Regions from separate parts of the Homo sapiens genome. Here region 1 is linked to region 2. A link is a loop called in an ENCODE intact Hi-C map of the cell type or tissue named here. Cell type or tissue: B cell. All regions are shown on one strand. Each heading gives the region's core, and the rest is flanking DNA. Links, peaks and the distances in the headings are about the cores only.

Region 1 (8,332 bases), core at 15-8,014, 470 kb after region 2:
TGCCAAGATCATTCAATGAAGAAGGAATATTCTCTTTAACATATTCACATACACAAAATGAAGTTTGAACCTTGCCTCACACCACATACAAAAAGTAACTCAAAATGGATCAAAGACACAAATATAAGAGCTAAAACTATAAAACTCTTAGAAGGAAACATAGGGGTAAATCCTCATACCTTGGATTTGGCAAATGGTTTCTTAGATGTGGCACCGAAAGCACAGCAACAAAAGCAAACATAGATAATTGGATGTCATTGAAATTAAAAAGTTTTGTACATAAAAGGACAATCTTGAGTGAAAAGACAGTCCAAAAAATGTGAAAAGTATTTGCAATCTTATATCTGATCTGAGTACTTTATATAGTACCCAGAATATATTAAAAACACTTCAACAACATAAAGACAAACAACTCAATTAAAATATGGGCAAAGGACTTCAATAGACATTTCTTGGCAGGGTTCAGTGGCTCATGCCTGTAATCCCAATACTTTAGGAGGCCAAGGTGGGCAGATCGCTTGAGTCCAGGAGTTCAAGACAAGCCTGGGCAAAATGGTGAAACCCTGTATATACCAAAAATATAAAAAATTAGCTGGGTGCTGTGGCACGTGCCTGTAGTCCCAGCTACTGGGGAGGCTGAGGCAGGAAGATCCCTTGAACCCAGGAGATCGAGGCTGCACTGAGTTGAGATCGTGCCATTGTACTCCAGCCTGGGTGACAGGAGTGAAACCCTGCCTCAAAACAAAACAAAACAAAAAGGACACTTTTTTTTTTTTTCTGAGACAGAGTCTCACTCTGTCACCCAGGATGGAGTGCAGTGGCACCATCTCGGCTCACTGCAACCTCCACCTCCCAGGCTCAAGAGATTCTCCCACCTCAGCCCCCTGAGTAGCTGGGACTACAGGTGCATGTCACCACACCCAGCTAATTTTTGTATTTTTTGTAGAGATGGGGTTTTGCCATGCAGCCTAGGCTGGTCTGGAACTCTTGGACTCAAGCAATCCTCCCATCTTGGCCTCCCAAAGTGCTGGGATTACAGGTGTAAGTCACTGTGCCTGGGCTTCAACAGACATTTCTTCAAAGATAAGTCTATGATAAGATGCTGAATATCATAATCACTAGGGAAATGTAGATTAAAACAGGTCAAAATCACCATGAGATACCACTTCACAACAATTAGACTGGCCATAAATATTATTTTTATTTGTTTATTTACTTAAATGTTATTTTTTATCTTTTATTTAAATAGAGATGGAGTCTTACTATGTGGCTCAGGTTGGTCTCAAACTCCTGGCCTCAAGCAATCCTCCTGCCTCAGCCTCCCAAAGTGTTGGGATTACAGGTGTGAGCCACTGTGCGCCCACAACAATAATTTTTTAAAAAGGAAATAACAAATGTTGCTCAGGATGTGAAAAAGTGGAATCTTCATACGTTGTTGGTGGAAATGTAAAATGGTACAGCAGCTATGGAAAACAGTTTGGCATTTCTTTAATAAGACAAACCAAATTACCATACGACCCAGCAATACCATTCCCAGGCATAAACCCCAAATCACTGAAAACAGGTGTTCAAAGAAAAACTTGTACATGAATGTTCATAGCATCACTATTCACAATACCAAAAGGTAAAAAACAACCCAAATGTCCATCAACAGACAAAAAGATAACAAAATGTGGTATATTCACATAATAATACATATTATGTTATTCAGCTATGAAAAAGAATAAAGTACTGATACTGATACATGCTACAATATGGATGAACCTTGAAAACATTGTGCCAAGTGAGAGAAGCCAAAAGGTCACATATTGTATGATTCCATTTATATGAAGTATCCATAATAGGCAAACTGACAGAGACAAAGTCAATTAGTGATTCCTTAGGGCTGAGGGAATGGGGGGGTTGGGGAGAGGGAGATACCTAAAGATTATAGAGTTTCTTCTGAGGCAATGAAAATGTTCTAAAATTGACTGTGGTGATGGTTGCACATATCTGTGACTACACTAAATACCATAGAATTATACTTTTTTTTTTTTTTTTTTTGAGACAGGGTCTGGCTTTGTAGCCCAGGCTGGAGCACAATAGTGCAGTCTTGGCTCACTGCAAACTCCGCCTCCTGGGCTCAAGTGATCCTCCCACCTCAGTCTCCACAATAGCTGGGACTGCAGGTATAAAGCACCACGTCCGGCTAATTTTTGTATTTTGGGTAGAAATGGGGTTTCACCATGTCACCCAGCCTGGTCTCGAACTCCTGGACATATGTGAGCGAACCGATTCAACCTCCCAAAGTGCTGGGATCATAGGCTTGAGCCACACACCCGGCTGAATAATACACTTTAAATGAGTAAATTGTATAGTATGTCAATTATATCTCAAAAGCTGTTTTTTTGTTTTGTTTTGGAAAATTGTTTTTTGTTTGTTTTTGATTTTTGTTTTGAGACAGAGTTTCACTCTTGTCACCCAGGCTGGAATGGAATGGCGGGATCTCTGCTAACTGTTACCTCCACCTCCCAGGTTCAAGCAATTCTCCTCCCTCAATCTCCCGAGTAGCTGGGATTATAGGCACCCGCCACCACGCCCAGCTAATTTTTGTATTTTTAGTAGAGATGGGGTTTCACCATGTTGGCCAGGCTGGTCTCAAACTCCTGACCTCAGGTGATCCACCCGCCTCAGCCTCCAAAGGTGCTTGAATTACAAGCATGAGCCACCGTGCCCAGCCTGTCAATAAAACTGTTTTAAAAAGACATAGGATTTGGTAATATGAGCTAAGAGCTGAATGCAAACTCTATGACCCAGCAATCCTAGTCCTAGGTTTTTATCCAGCAAAAAATTGTACACATGTTCATCCAAAGACATGCACAAGAATGTTCATAGTAGTAAAATTTAAAATAACTCCGGCCCGGGTGCGGTGGCTCACGCCTGTAATCCCAGCACTTTGGGAGGCCGAGGTGGGCGGATCACTTGAGGTCGGGAGTTTGAGACCAGCCTGACCACCATGGAGAAACCCTGTCTCTACTAAAAATATAAAAAATTAGCCGGGCATGGTGGTGGGCACCTGTGATCCCAGCTACTCAGGAGGCTGAGGTAGGAGAATCGTTTGAACCCAGGAGGTAGAGGTTGCAGTGAGCCGAGATCACGCCATTGCATTCCAGCCTGGGCAACAAGAGCGAAACTCTGTCTCAAAACAAAACAAAAAAAGCTCTGGCCAGGCGTGATGGCTCACGCCTGTAATCCTAGCACTTTGGGAGGCCGAGGCAGGCAGATTGCCTGAGCTCAGGAGTTCGAGACCAGCCTGGGCAACACAGTGAAACCCTGTCTCTACTAAAAAATACAAAAGAAATTAACCGGGCATGGTGGCGTGCACCTGTAGTCCTAGCTACTCGGGAGGCTGAGGCCAGAGAATTGCTTGAACCAGGGATGCGAAGGTTGCAGTGAGCCGAGATCGCACTACTGCACCCCAGCCTGGGTGACAGAGCAAGAGTCCATCTCTAAAAAAAATAAATAAAATAAAATAAAATAGCTCCTAAGTGGAAACCCACATGCTCATTAACAGTAGAATGGATAAATTATGGTGTATTCAAACAATAAAATGCTGGCCAGGTGTGGTGGCTCACATCTGTAATCCCAGCACTCTGGGTGGCAGAGGTGGGAGGATCACTTGAGCCCAGGAGTTTGAGACCAACCTGGGCAACATGGTGAAACCCCGTCTCTACAAAAAATACAAAAATTAGCATGGTGTAGTGGCATGCACCTGTGGTCCTAGCTACTAGGGAGGCTGAGGCAGAAGGATTACTTGAGCCTGGGAGGTCAAGGCTGCAGTGACCTGTGATCCCACCACTGCACTCCAACCTGGGTGACAGAGCAAGACTCTGTCTCAAAAAAATAAAAAATAAATAATGAAATGCTACCCAGCAATGAAAATGAACATGCTACAACTACATGCAACAATGTAGATGAATCTGTAAGTTTAACTCCTGGTGAGACTAATCTATGGAGTTAGAAGTTAAAATACTGTTTAACCTTGGGGGCTGTGGGTAATGACTGGAAGGGGCTTCTGTGGGGCTGAATGTTCTATTTCTTGATTTGGGTGTTTGTTAGACATGTGTGTTGGCTTTGTGGAAATTCAACAGGCTTTACACTTACGATTTCTGTACTTTTATGTCTTTATATTATACTCTAATAAAAAGCTTTAAAATTTCAGAATATTTTTGAAAACAGTTTTTTTTTTCTCCCCCACCCCCACCTTTTTGTGTATGTATGGTCACTTGATATTCTTCCACTTTTTAAAATTGTGTAATTATTAGTCTATTTCTTCTATTTTTTCAATGATTTTTTTCCTGAAGAGCAAGCCATGGCTTGCCCATAGTAAGCCCCCACCCCACCACCGCTTTTTTTTTTTTTTTTTTGAGATAGAGTCTCACTCTGTCATCCAGGCTGGAGTGCAGTGGTGCAGTCTCAGCTCACTGCAACCTCTGCTTCCCAGGCTCAAGTGATCCTCCCATCTCAGCTTCCCATGGAGCTGGGACTACAGGCATGATGCACCACCACGATTGGCTAATTTCTGTATTTTTTTGTAGAGACGGGGTTTTGCCATGTTGCCCTGGCTGGTCCCTAATTCCTGGGCTGACACAATCCACCTACCTCCACCTCCGAAAGTGCTGGGATTACAGGCATGAGCCACTGCGCCTCGCCATAGCATGTCTTTATGCAAAGCACAAGTGACCCCCTCCTCAAGGCATTTTATTTCCATATATCTGAAAATTGTTACAACGAACAGATTCTGAAATAACAAGGCATTTTACTGCCATCTACTGGTAAATTATCATAATAAATTTGCAAATTATAATGTCATGTGAATGGTGTCCACTTAAAAGTGATATCCTTCAAGACTAGTGAACAATACAGTCAGGATGGCTAGAAGTGACCCCAGGAAACTAAGGGGCAAGATGTCTGCTTTTGCCTTCTTTGTGCAGACGTGCAGAGAAGAGCATAAGAAAAATCCAGAGGTCCCTGTCAATTTTGCAGAATTTTCCAAAAAGTGCTCTGAGAGGTGGAAGACAATGTCTGGGAAAGAGAAGTCTAGGCTGGGCACGGCGGCTTACGCCTGTAATCTCAGCACTTTGGGAGGGTGAGTTGGGTGGATCACCTGAGGTAAGGAGTTTGAGACCAGCCTGGCCAACATGGTGAAACCTCGTCTCTACTAAAAATACAAAAAACTAGCCGGGCGTGTTGGTGGGCGCCTGTAATCCCAGCTACTGGGGAGGCTGAGGCAGGAGAATGGCTTGAACCCAGGAGGCAGAGGTTGCGGTGAGCTGAGATCGTGCCACTGCACTCCAGCCTGGGCAATAAGAGCAAAACTCCATCTCAGAAAAAAAAAAAGAGAGAGAGAGTCTAAATTCGATTAAATGGCAAAGGCGGATAAAGTGCACTGTGATAGAGAAATGAAGGATTATGGACCAGCTAAGGGAGGCAAGAACGATCCTAATGCCCCCAAAAGGCCACTGTCTGGATTCTTCCTGTTCTGTTCAGAATTCTGCCCCAAGATCAAATCCACAAACCCTGGCATCTCTATTGGAGACGTGGCAAAAAAGCTGGGTGAGATGTGGAATAACTTAAATGACAGTGAAAAGCAGCCTTATGTCACTAAGGTGGCAAAGCTGAAGAAGTATGAGAAGGATGTTGCTGACTATAAGTCGAAAGGAAAGTTGGACGGCACAAAAGGTCCTGCTAAAGTTGCCTGGGAAAAGATGGAAGAAGAAGATGAAGAAGATGGGGAGGAAGAGAAGGAGGATGAATAAATAAACTGTTTGCCTATAAAAAAAAAAGGTGATATCCTTCTGCAGGGCAAAATTCATCCAACTAAATGTGGTAAGTTTGTCATTTGGCACTGTTGTGACGAACCCTGCAGACAGTAAAATGTTGACACTTTCTAGATGGTTTTGTTCTTTCTTTTTTCCCCTGTTTTATTATTGTTTTTCTTAAAGACATCATTGAAGTATTCACTGTCAGTCTTATCACTGCAGAGCTTGAGCCTGTTTGGACACACATGAAAGTAGAAGTCCAATAAATACAAATCAAATTATCAAAGAACAATTGATTTGCTTTTTCTTCACTCTAGTCCAAATCTAGAACAATCCTGGATGTTTTAGGACTGTTTTTCTTGCTCAAAACATTTTATGAAATAGCCTGACCACCTCTTCAGAAGCCTCTCTCAATCTATTGCTTGTTGAGACTATCATAAGCACTAAGCTTTCTCCTAAACATTTATAGGTATAAATTCATTAATATGCTTGACAACCTTATGAAGTAGGAGCCCTTATTCTCTGCATCCCACAGGTGAGGCAACTGAAGCACAAAGAAGTTAAGTTACATTTCAAGTGAGGATATTACAAACATAGCTTCCTTGGGGAGCTTACAGTCTACTGGGGATATAGAATGAAACAAAACCCATGTAAAGATTTTTAAACAATATAAATGAGAAAATACTTTGGACCCTGTTGGACAAGTCATTTATCTCCTTTTGGTTGCAGTTTCTTCACATAGCTAATAAATGGCAGAGCTAGAATCTGAACTTGGGTGTTCAGATTCACTTTGGCTTCAGAGCCCAATATTGTAATCATTATGCTATACTATCTGCTAGTTTATGGCCTGTTTTTGTTCTTTTGCTGCCTGCCTGCAGGCAACAAGTATTTGTGTTGCCTAGGCTCCTGCTATTTTTACCTACAGGATCTGCAGGTGCCCAATGCGCCCCTGTCTTCTCAGCTCTTTGCATTCTTGCAGATCCCAGGAACACCCATGACCCTTGGCTTAAGGACATGGACAACAAGGTGAAAAAATTAGGATAGTGGCTCTGGAATCTTTTGTGCGTGTGTATGGTAAAATACATATATAACATAAAATTTGCCATTTTAACCATTTTTAAGCATATAATTCGGTGGCATTAAGTATATTCACATGCAACCATCACCACCATCTACCTCCAGAACTTTGTTTTCCCCAACTGAAACTTTGTATTCATTAAACACAAACTTCCCATTCCCTCTCCCTCTAGCCCTTGGCAACCACTCTACTTTCTGTCTTTATGAATTTGACTACTTTAGGAACCTCATATAGGAGGAATCATACAATATTTGTCTTTTTGTGACCGACTTATTTCACTTAGCATAATATCTTCAAGGTTCATCTGTGGTGTACGTCGGGTCAGAATTTCCTTCCTTCATGAAGGCTGAGCGATGCTTCATTGCATGTATAGACCACATTTTGCTTATCTATTCAACTGTCTATAGATATGTAGGTTGCTTCCACATGTTGGCTATTGTGAACAATGCTGCTGTGAACAGGGGTGCACAAATATCTCTTTGAAACTCTGCTTTCACTTCTTTATTTTTTAAATTTTATTTCGAAACAGGGTTTTGCTCCATCACCCAGGCTGGAATGCAGGAATGGAAACATGGCTCACTGCAGCCTCAACCTCCTGGGCTCAACTGATCCTCTCGCCTTAGCCTCCTGGGTAGCTGGGACCACAGGTATGTGCTGCCACACCTGGCTTGTTCATTTATTTATTTTTAAACTTTGAGACAGGGTCTCATCTGTCACCCAGGCTGGAGTACAGTGGTACTAATGTGATTTCACTTATTTTGGATGAATACCCAGAAGTGGAATTACTGGCTCATAGGGTAATCCTATGTTTAACATTTTTTTCCTTGAGACTGGGTCTTGCTATGTTGCCCAGGGTGGACTCAAACTCCTGGGTTCAAGTGATCCTCCTGCCCTAGCCTCCCAAGTAGCTGGGATTACAGGGGCGCCTATGTTTAACTTTTTGAGGAAATGCCAAACTGTTTTCCACCATGGCTGCATCAATTTATATTCCTGGCTGGGCGCAGTGGCTCACGCCTGTAATCCCAGCATTTTGGGAGGCCAAGGCAGGTGGAACACTTGAGCCCAGGAGTTTGAGACTAGCCTGGGCAACAGGGTGAAACCCTGTCTCTACAGAAAATGCAAAGATTGGCCGGGCATGGTGGCGCATGCCTGTAATCCCAGCTACTCTGGAGGCTGGGGCATGAGAATTGCTTGAACCCGGGAGGCGGAGGTTGCAGTGAGCCGAGATTGCACCACTGCACTCCAGCCTGGGTGACAGAGCGAGATCGTCTCAAAGAAAAACAAAAAACAAAAACAAAATACATTCCCACCAGCAATGCATAAAAGTGCTAATTTCTCCGCATCTTTGCCAAAACTTGTTATTTTCTGCCTTTTAAAAAAATAACAGCAGCTGGGCGCCGTGGCTCACGCCTGTAATCCTAACACATTGGGAGGCCAAGGCAGGGGGAATGAC
Region 2 (8,332 bases), core at 310-8,309:
CCCAGCACTTGGGAGGCCGAAGCAGGCAGATCACTTGAGGTCAGGAGTTCGAGACCACCCTGGCCAACATGGTGAAACCCTGTCTCTACTAAAAATACAAAAAATTAGCCGGGTGTGATGGCACATGCCCGTAGTCCCAGCTACTTGGGAGGCTGAGGCAAGAGAATCACTTGAACTTGGGAGGCAGAGGTTGCATTGAGCCAAGATCATGCCACTGCACTTCAGCCTGGGTGACAGAGTGAGACTTCATCTCAAAACAAAACAAAACAAAGCAAAGCAAATGGGAATATAATATCTATTCTACTTGGCAAACATAATCATTAGGAGCTAGGCGTGTGAGGGAACCCTAACAGTCTGAAACAGTTGGGTTGTTCTCACTATTAGTGGGTCCTGAGTCATCCTTTTCCTTCTGATGGCTCAGGAATTCCTGATTATGAATTTGCCCCTTCCCAGCCATCTCACCCGCTGCTAAAGTTGCCTGTTTTCCCATCCTGGGCTCTGCCCATTCTCCAGGTCCCCATAACACGCGCTCCCAATCCCATTCCTTTCTGCACAGCACATGTGGGTTGCTGCCAGCAGCGCTCTGGCATGTGCCCAGGCACAGCAGACACAGGCACGCTGTTGTGCTAGCAAATCGTTTGCAGAAGGGTGATGTGCCTGAGCTTGTCCTCTGCTCCTGTCCCCATGTGCCAGAAAAAGCCAGTTTTCCTGACTCAGCCATTGTGCCAGGACAGTCCTAAGCTGTGGAACCGTAAGGAGGGTTTATCAGAGAGCATTTGGAACAGGTGGAATGTTTTTCTACCAAACTGTCAGCACCCCATACTGGACATGGCCCTTGTTGGCAGCAGGCCTGGAGCCAGACCTCACATACCACAATGCCCAAGAGGACAGACCACAATAAAATGTCGAATAAAGTGATCCTGGGTCTTTGGGTAATGTTTACCACTTACAGAGCCATTCATGGCCAGTATCTCTTAATTCTCACAGCAACTCTGTGGGATAGGTATTATTAGGCTTGTTTGACTCATGAAAAACTGAGGCTCAGGAATGGCTAATAGCTTCTTAAAGGCCGCATGGCCATCAAGTGACACAGCTGGCATTCGAACTCTGTGCTCTGGCTCCCAGACCCCACGGTTTTGACTGTATCCCCGCTGTCTGCCAAAGCATGCTCCTAATCTTTGTATCCAACAGATTACACTTAACAAATAGTTCAAGAATGCTATAAGTAGAGCAGGTAACTTCATCTGTTTTGAAGAAGTAGAAGATTGAGACTTTGGTTTAGTCAGCTGCCACCATCACTGATCTTGGCAGAGGTGGAATTAGGACTTGATCTCCCTTCTAACTCCAAGTCAGCACATCGATTCCACACACTACCTTGGCACCTGGACAGAGCAACTTCTCAGGGCCTGTTCCATCAGCCACCTTCACCCCAGGAAGCAAGACTCTCAGCCCTCCCTCCTCTAGAGGTCCAAGCTAGAAAATGTCCTTAGCTGGTGGCTGGGGCTCTTATTTTGCTCTGTAATCTTTAAGCTTCCCAACAGAAGTCTCCTCTGCCAAAAGAGGCAGCGTTAGGCACACACACACATGCAAGCTCTGAGCCTGGCCCTCTGTGGCCCCAGCAATCCTGCTGAACATCCTGTTCCCCTACTTAGGGAGAGGCTGGGCCCAGAGTTGGGTAAGAGTGAAGACAAGGTAGCTGGCTCCCTTCCCCCAAGGACCAGTTGCCTTGCCTTGGTCCTTGGACCAAGCAAGAAGGCACAGTCCATGCCCACCTCCATTCCTGGGAGAAACATACATTCACAATATTCCCAGCCCGTGCCCTGTGGACAGCAGGGGGAGCATTGCTGCTATGGACAGCAGGGGGAGCATTGCTGCTACTGTTTCTCTTCTCAGCCTCTCAAGTGTTGCCTGGGCCAGGCGCAGTACGGAGTACTGCCTGAGTCCCAGCTCTGCATCACCTAACTGGTGGCTTGGCCCCTCTGGACCCCCTGTTCTCCCTCTGTATGTAATAAAATGAAGGGATTGGGCCAGATACCCTTGTAAGACCCCTTCCACCTCTACTGTGTGACTGCCCCATTTTCCTCTTGTGCGTGGAGGGCCCTTCTGAGCTGATTCCATGGTTGCTAGCATGTTCATAGTATCCCCACCGTCTGTGTCCTGGCTCTGTGGATCCCTCAGGAGACCACTGCTGTGCTGTATGTTCCAGGGGATCCTTTCAGATGATCATGGGCTGGCCGCTGCCCTCTGGAGAACCTTCTTCAACCGGAAATGTGAAGACCCTCGACATCTTGAATTGCTGGTAGAGTATGTGAGGAAACAGGTGAGTGACCCTTTCCCTCCCCTCCCAAGTCCTGGCAACAGTGGGTCCTCCTCTTGGGCTTTCAGGGGATCATGAGAGGTGGAGTTACCAAGGACCAGCCTGAGAGAATTCTGACCAGATCACATCAGCACTAGACGCTGAAGAAGGAGCGCCTTCTGTATGTCCAACCATGAACTGGGCCAGGGAGCGGGAAATGGGAAGAGAGAGAGAAAGAGGCATCGAGTAGTCTCCTGCCCTCAGGAACTTTGAGTCATTCATTCACTGTGCACCTCATTGCCTACTGTGCGCCCAGTGCTATGCTAGCAGCTGGGCCCACAGAGTCCTGGCAGATATGAGCACGTGGTGTAGTAGCAGCTGCCCACTGTGGACCCCTTCTCTACCCACTTGGATTTGTTTCCTGCTCCTGACTTCCAGCAAAACTGGGCAGCAGGCAGCATTTCACAGACAGCCTCTTCCTGCTAGATGCTCTCCACAGTCAAGTAGAGTCCCCCCACTTCAGTTTCTCACCCCTCTGGCTCCCCAGGGCTCCCCGACATCAAAGCTTCTACGAGAAAGCTCCGCAGTGGGGGCTGCTTACCCACATAGCTGTCCTCAAGCCCCGGGGAATTAATTCCTTGACCTCCCTGCCCTCAGATCCTGTATTGATGGGAAACTCATACTTGATAGATGAGTGAGCTGACTGGCAGCGAAGAGGACATAGAGGCTCTTCCAGGGCCTCCCAGTGAGTCAGCCTGCACAGCTGCCCTAGGGCCCCAAGCTGTGTGATTCATGTGACCACTGAGGCCTCAGCTGCCTCAGACAGCTCAGGCTGTGCCATGAGTCACACCTTTGCTTCATGGCCTGGCCCCTGGAGCTGAAGGGGTGTCACGCCACAGTTACTCTCTTGTTCACTTGTATTCATGGTCTTCAACAACCAGGAAAGGCAAGGCTGGACTTCAGCTCTTGAGAAGACAGGGCCCATAGGACTAGCTTGTTAACTGCTGGAAAAACCACATACTGGGGCTCTGCAGACCCACAGGGTAGAGAATCCCAGGAGCCAGGACTTCTGTTTGACCACTCTTCAAATCTGCTAGAGCCAGGGAGAGGGCACGGCATGGCCAGAGGGCCCCACTCACAGAGAATTCTGATACTCTGTTGACTGGACTCACCCTCAGACGGGAGTAGCAATTCGCAAAGCAAATGCTGTGTTTTCTGAGAGACCTGCCCAACATTTCCATCTGCCATGGTGGGCTTGTGCCAGAAGCCCCAACAAGACACACTGGGACTTCTCCGAGGGCCCTCTAGGAAGGGGCTGCCACAACCATTGTCCCTACAAGAGGTCCCATGTGGCCCCAGTGAGAGGCAGTGGAAAAACCGTGAAGGGGTTCTTGGGAAAGCAGGGAGCTTTGGTGGGGACCCAGTTCTATCAGCAAACCTTTTGAGCACCTGCTGCTCCATGTACTCTTGGGAAAGCAACGATTAATAAGACCCAGTCCTGCCCTCGAGGAGCCAGCTCATGGTTTGGTGAGGAAGCCCAGGCACACGGCTAACCCTGGAGTAAGCCAGCCTGTTATGTGATACAGGGAGGGCAGAGTGCTGAAGGCCGGGAAAGGAAGAGCAGGAGCTGGGCCTTGAGCAGACTGTTTGGTGTGGCCGATGGCCCAAGAGCCAACCAGAGGTTCTGTTGAGATTTTCAACCCAGGAGGTGGGCAGAGGGGTGGCACTGGGGGCAGAAATGGAGTCACTGTAAGGGAGGAGTGGGCTTTAGGGAAGAGATGGCAGGGCAGGTGGGAATCCAGAGCCAAGACACGTGCGAGAGGCTGGGGTTGAGTTCAAGCGTCAGCAGCTGGAAGCGGAAGCAACCAGAGTGGTGGATTCTTGGAAGGGGGAATGACCTAAAGCCTAAGATGAAGTCTCCTGGCCCTGCAGCAGTGGCTTCTCTGGATGATGACCATTTTAATGGCAGAGCTGTCTGCCCCTACTGTCCTAGAGAGGTGATACTGGGGCCCACTGACCAGGGGCCCACTAGAGGACAACAGAGGCATACATATGTTTAAAGCGTGAGTGCCTAGCACTGCATATATGCATATTGTTGAATCTCTTCATGTGTCCTGTGAGGTACCTGTTTCTATCCCCTCTCTCAAGACAAGGGAACTTAAATCTCAGAGAGGGGAAGCTGCCACCCTGGGTAGCAGCACTGGGAAGGGACAGAATCAGGACTCTCACCCAGCAGTGCTGGGGTGGACAGCATGGCTGTGTGCGCTGCAAGCCCTGACTTCCTGGCCTGCAGGAGCTGTCTAGGGAGGGCGTGTAGGGGAGACGTGTCCTTGGGAGGTGTGTGTCTGTCTCCATTCAGAGGTGTGATAGGGAATTCCCTAACTGCCCCCGCCACCCAGCTCCCCAGTGACTGCTTTCTCTGAACCACCTTAGTGAAATTATCTAGGAGATCAGAGACGGCTTGGCCTGGGACGGCTTGGTCTGGGACCTGGGATGGTCAGAAGCCCCCCTCATGCCCCGTCCCCTTCCTTCCTCTCCTCTGGGAGGCTGGTTCCTGACGCTGGCTCCTCACCTCTGCCCTGCCTCTGTCGCTTCCTCCTTCCCCCTCCCCTGGTTGCAGATACAGTACCTGGACTCCATGAACGGGGAGGATCTGCTTCTGACAGGGGAGGTGAGCTGGCGCCCTCTAGTGGAGAAGAATCCTCAGAGCATCCTGAAGCCCCATTCTCCGACTTACAACGACGAGGGACTTTGATGGGCTGGGCCCTCCGCACGGCCCGCCAGCTGGCTTCGAGGAACCTCCAGGAGAGAAGTGCCTGTTGGTCCAGGACCCTGCAGAAAGTGGCCTGAACTGACCTCTGAACAGCATCTGTCAAATACCTGGCCCCATTTGTGTTGAGTTTCCTCTTAGTGTGCCCAGGAGTCTGATCTGCTGGGGTACAGGGCTGGGAGAACCCCTAGCTCTCCCGGGGTGTCCTCTCCCTTAGGGGAAGCCCCGAGTGAGAGTCCCCCAGCACACACTCCCCAACCCCCTCCAGCAACTACATGTGACTGATAGCTTTTCCCAAAGGCCAAGGAAGGGATGGTGTAGGTTCAAAAGGGAAACCCCCCAGGGCCTGCTGTGGCCTAGGAGCAGATTGTAATGCTGCCGAGTCCGGTCGGTGACCACGCGTTGTCCCTCGGCTTTCAGCCATGGGGTTGAGTTGGCCATTAAAAGAAACAGAGACTTCTCTCTGCCATGGCCCTTCTTTATTCCAGGGACTTAGAAACTTGCCTGAGATGGTGGACGCAGTAATGAGGGCACCGCGCAGCTCAGTTAGAGACGGAGAAAGGGAAGAGGCTGGGATGGTCTCTGCTGCTCTTGCCTCTAGTTCATGGAGATGTGTCTCTGTTCAGGCCAAGATACAGCCAGCCAGGCCTGTCGTCTGGGACCCAGGAGGCCTCTGATGACCAAGGGCTTTCACATCCTAAGTCATTTGGAAGGAGGCCTTGAGAACAAAGTCACCTTTGTCACTCCCAGTGAACTGAATGAGGAACATGCTGTCTCCTGTCTTGGCCTCCCCTTTCATGAGATACTGGGGAGAAGAGAACATTCCTCCTGGCTTAGTTGTAGCAGACCCAGACCTGTGCCCAGCTTTGGTCCCCCTTCCCAACTTCTGAAGCACGTGCTGCAGAGCCACCTTGGTCTGAGCACCTGAGGACCAGCCCCTCCTCCCTCAGTGCGGGTCATCTCTTGGGGGATTTTCTTAAAGTGAAGAAAGGGGGTGGGGAACCATATTGCCCCTCCCTCCCCCATCAAACTTCCTTCATTTAACTTGCTATAAAATGAGTCATATAAAGAAACTCTATATGGGTGAGGTATATCCCACTTCTGTGAAAACATTACAAATCAAACCGCTTCTCTCAGTTTATTTAAGATGCTTTTGTTGCGAGCGGAGCTCTAGAGTGAAGCCTCCTGTGTGTGTGTGAGATAATAACACCTTGTAACTCATTACAGCTGGGCACTATTTACATAAACCAGAGCTGAGCCAGGCAGGAATTTGCTGATTAATTTATTTTTAATGGAGTGAAGTATACCATGCACCAAAATAAACTTTACTGTGTGTACCTAACTGCTCCTGGAATGGATGGAAAAATTAATGGAACAGATTTTGGCTCCCAACTCTACACATTAATTCATATATAAAAGTTATTTGAGCTTTAACCCATTTGCTGCCCAGGGTAGCTCCCCAGCCACAGATCCCAGCTCATGGCACCAGTTCAGCTACCGGGCTTGCTTTAGAATCCTGGAAGCTCAGATTTGGAAGGAACTTGAAAGGTCATTTGGTCCAGCCCTGGTCCAGAACCTGACTCCCCTTCTTAGCATCCCAGTCAGCCAGTGTTCATGCAGGCCCTGGGTGAGTCCCTCCAGCATCTGATGGTCCCTGCCTACAGAGCTAGTCCTGTCTGCTCAGGAGTTTGTCGTCGTGCAACACAGCAACTTGCAGTATGGAGCTGCCTTTGAAGGAGCCAGATTGGATCTATCGTGTCTGATGTTGGTGAGCCCTCACTTCTTGGCCATCAGCACCTTTCCCTGACTCTGCCAATCCCCCTCCCCTTAAGATCTATTCCAGGTTCCTTGGAGGCTACCCTTATTCTTGGTTTGGCCACTGCCTCCATTCCTGTTTTTATGAGTCTACCCATCTCTTCTCTGAGCACACTGAACCTCTTGGGGTTACCTGGAGAGATCATGCTATGTGTCCTCTACCTAGAACCTTTGTCCCTCCCTCTCCTGTCCCCTCCAGGTACAGTCACGATATCCGTGCTGCTCCCCACGTGGTTCTCTGCTCTGGAGCACTTACCTTTTTATTTATGTAGAGACAGTTTCTCACTATGTTGATCCTCCCACCTTGCCCTCCCAAAGTGCTAGGATTATAGGCATAAGCCTCCACACCTAGCCCTGGTAACACTTACCTTACCATGTTAAAATGATTTTTTTACCCACCTCCTACACTGTACTGTGAGCTGCCTCAGCGTGGAGTGGACACTGTGTTTGTGTTGGTCACTGTTGTTTTTCCAGTGCTCAGCCAAATGCCTGATTCATGATCAGCATCAGTGTATACTTGGATAAATGAAAGAATGAATGTGTGACTAAATCACCAAGTGTTATCAATACAACCCCAACCAAAAAGCCCCCTTCTGGACCATTCTCAGTGTGACCCATACAGTTTCACTTATTTTAGCGACTTAATATTGAGCACTCCCTTTGGTCTTAGCATAGGAACCAAAATGGAAAGTTCTTTCCATAGCTAAATGCTTTTCTAGTGTAACTCATTATTGTACAAAACAAGTGAAGGACACAATTTCTTGCCTTCAGGGAGACTGCTCTGTAGGAATGATTTTGTCATTTATTAATATTTGTATTCTGTATTCTTCCAGAAAAGATCACAGCAGATTAAGAGACACAGTTTGTAATAAAATTGTAGGCTGGGTGCAGTGGCTCATGCCTGTAATCCTAACACTTTGGGAGGCCGAAGTGGGCGGATTGGTTGAGTCCAGGAGTTCAAGACCAGCCTGGGCAATACAGTGAGACCCTGTCTCTACAAAAAGTTAGCTGGGTGTGGTGACATGAGCCTGTAGTCCCAGCTACTCAGGAGACTGAGGTAGGAGGATCACCTGAGCCCAGGAGGTGGGGGTTGCAGTGAGCTGAGATCATGCCACCACACTCCAGCCTGGGCAACAGAGTGAGACCCTGTCTCAAAAAAAAAAAAATCCTTAAAGTTTGAAAGATCAGATCCAGGTATTGGGAGGGAAAAAGAGGGAAAATAATTATGTTGGAAAACCTGGACTGCTAATGAGCAACTTTCATATGACTTTTTTAAAATTTTATAAAATACTGTAAATGCATTGTCTCACAACAATCAGGTAAAACAGGTATTGCCCTCATCATTTTTATTATCCCTTTAACACAAGTGAGGGGACTGAAGCTTAGAGGGGCCTAGAGAAAGAGTGATCGAGGATAAGAAGGGGCCAAGAGTGCTCCAGCCCACGACAGAC

What was found. A loop is a pair of places that touch in the nucleus more often than their neighbours do. Peaks named below come from ENCODE experiments on the same cell type or tissue, not always from the same donor. Only the 100,000 strongest peaks of a DNase experiment are listed, where the experiment ranks them.
Region 1: it touches region 2 in a loop (5-fold over the local background); 6 of 110 quality-filtered maps call a loop at or near these places.

Annotation. Positions count from the first base shown.
Region 1 is chr20:34,831,041-34,839,372 of GRCh38, reverse strand. It overlaps the pseudogene HMGB3P1. Among named protein-coding and RNA genes, the nearest start is that of NCOA6, 9.6 kb to the right of the region's middle. In B cell, for the core only: CTCF peaks have their summits at 4,622 and 4,826 (motif pointing left); a DNase peak (open chromatin) is centred at 4,812; H3K27me3 peaks cover 444 bases.
Region 2 is chr20:35,300,654-35,308,985 of GRCh38, reverse strand. It overlaps UQCC1 (ubiquinol-cytochrome c reductase complex assembly factor 1), which reads left to right. Exons shown (of 10, transcript NM_018244.5): 9 at 2,207-2,320; 10 at 4,917-6,408. The coding sequence ends at 5,051. Among named protein-coding and RNA genes, the nearest start is that of FAM83C, 12 kb to the right of the region's middle. RefSeq lists enhancers at 2,986-3,280, 2,373-3,572, 3,864-4,684. In B cell, for the core only: CTCF peaks have their summits at 1,574, 1,778, 4,774 and 4,979 (motif pointing left); DNase peaks (open chromatin) are centred at 1,855, 4,525 and 4,975.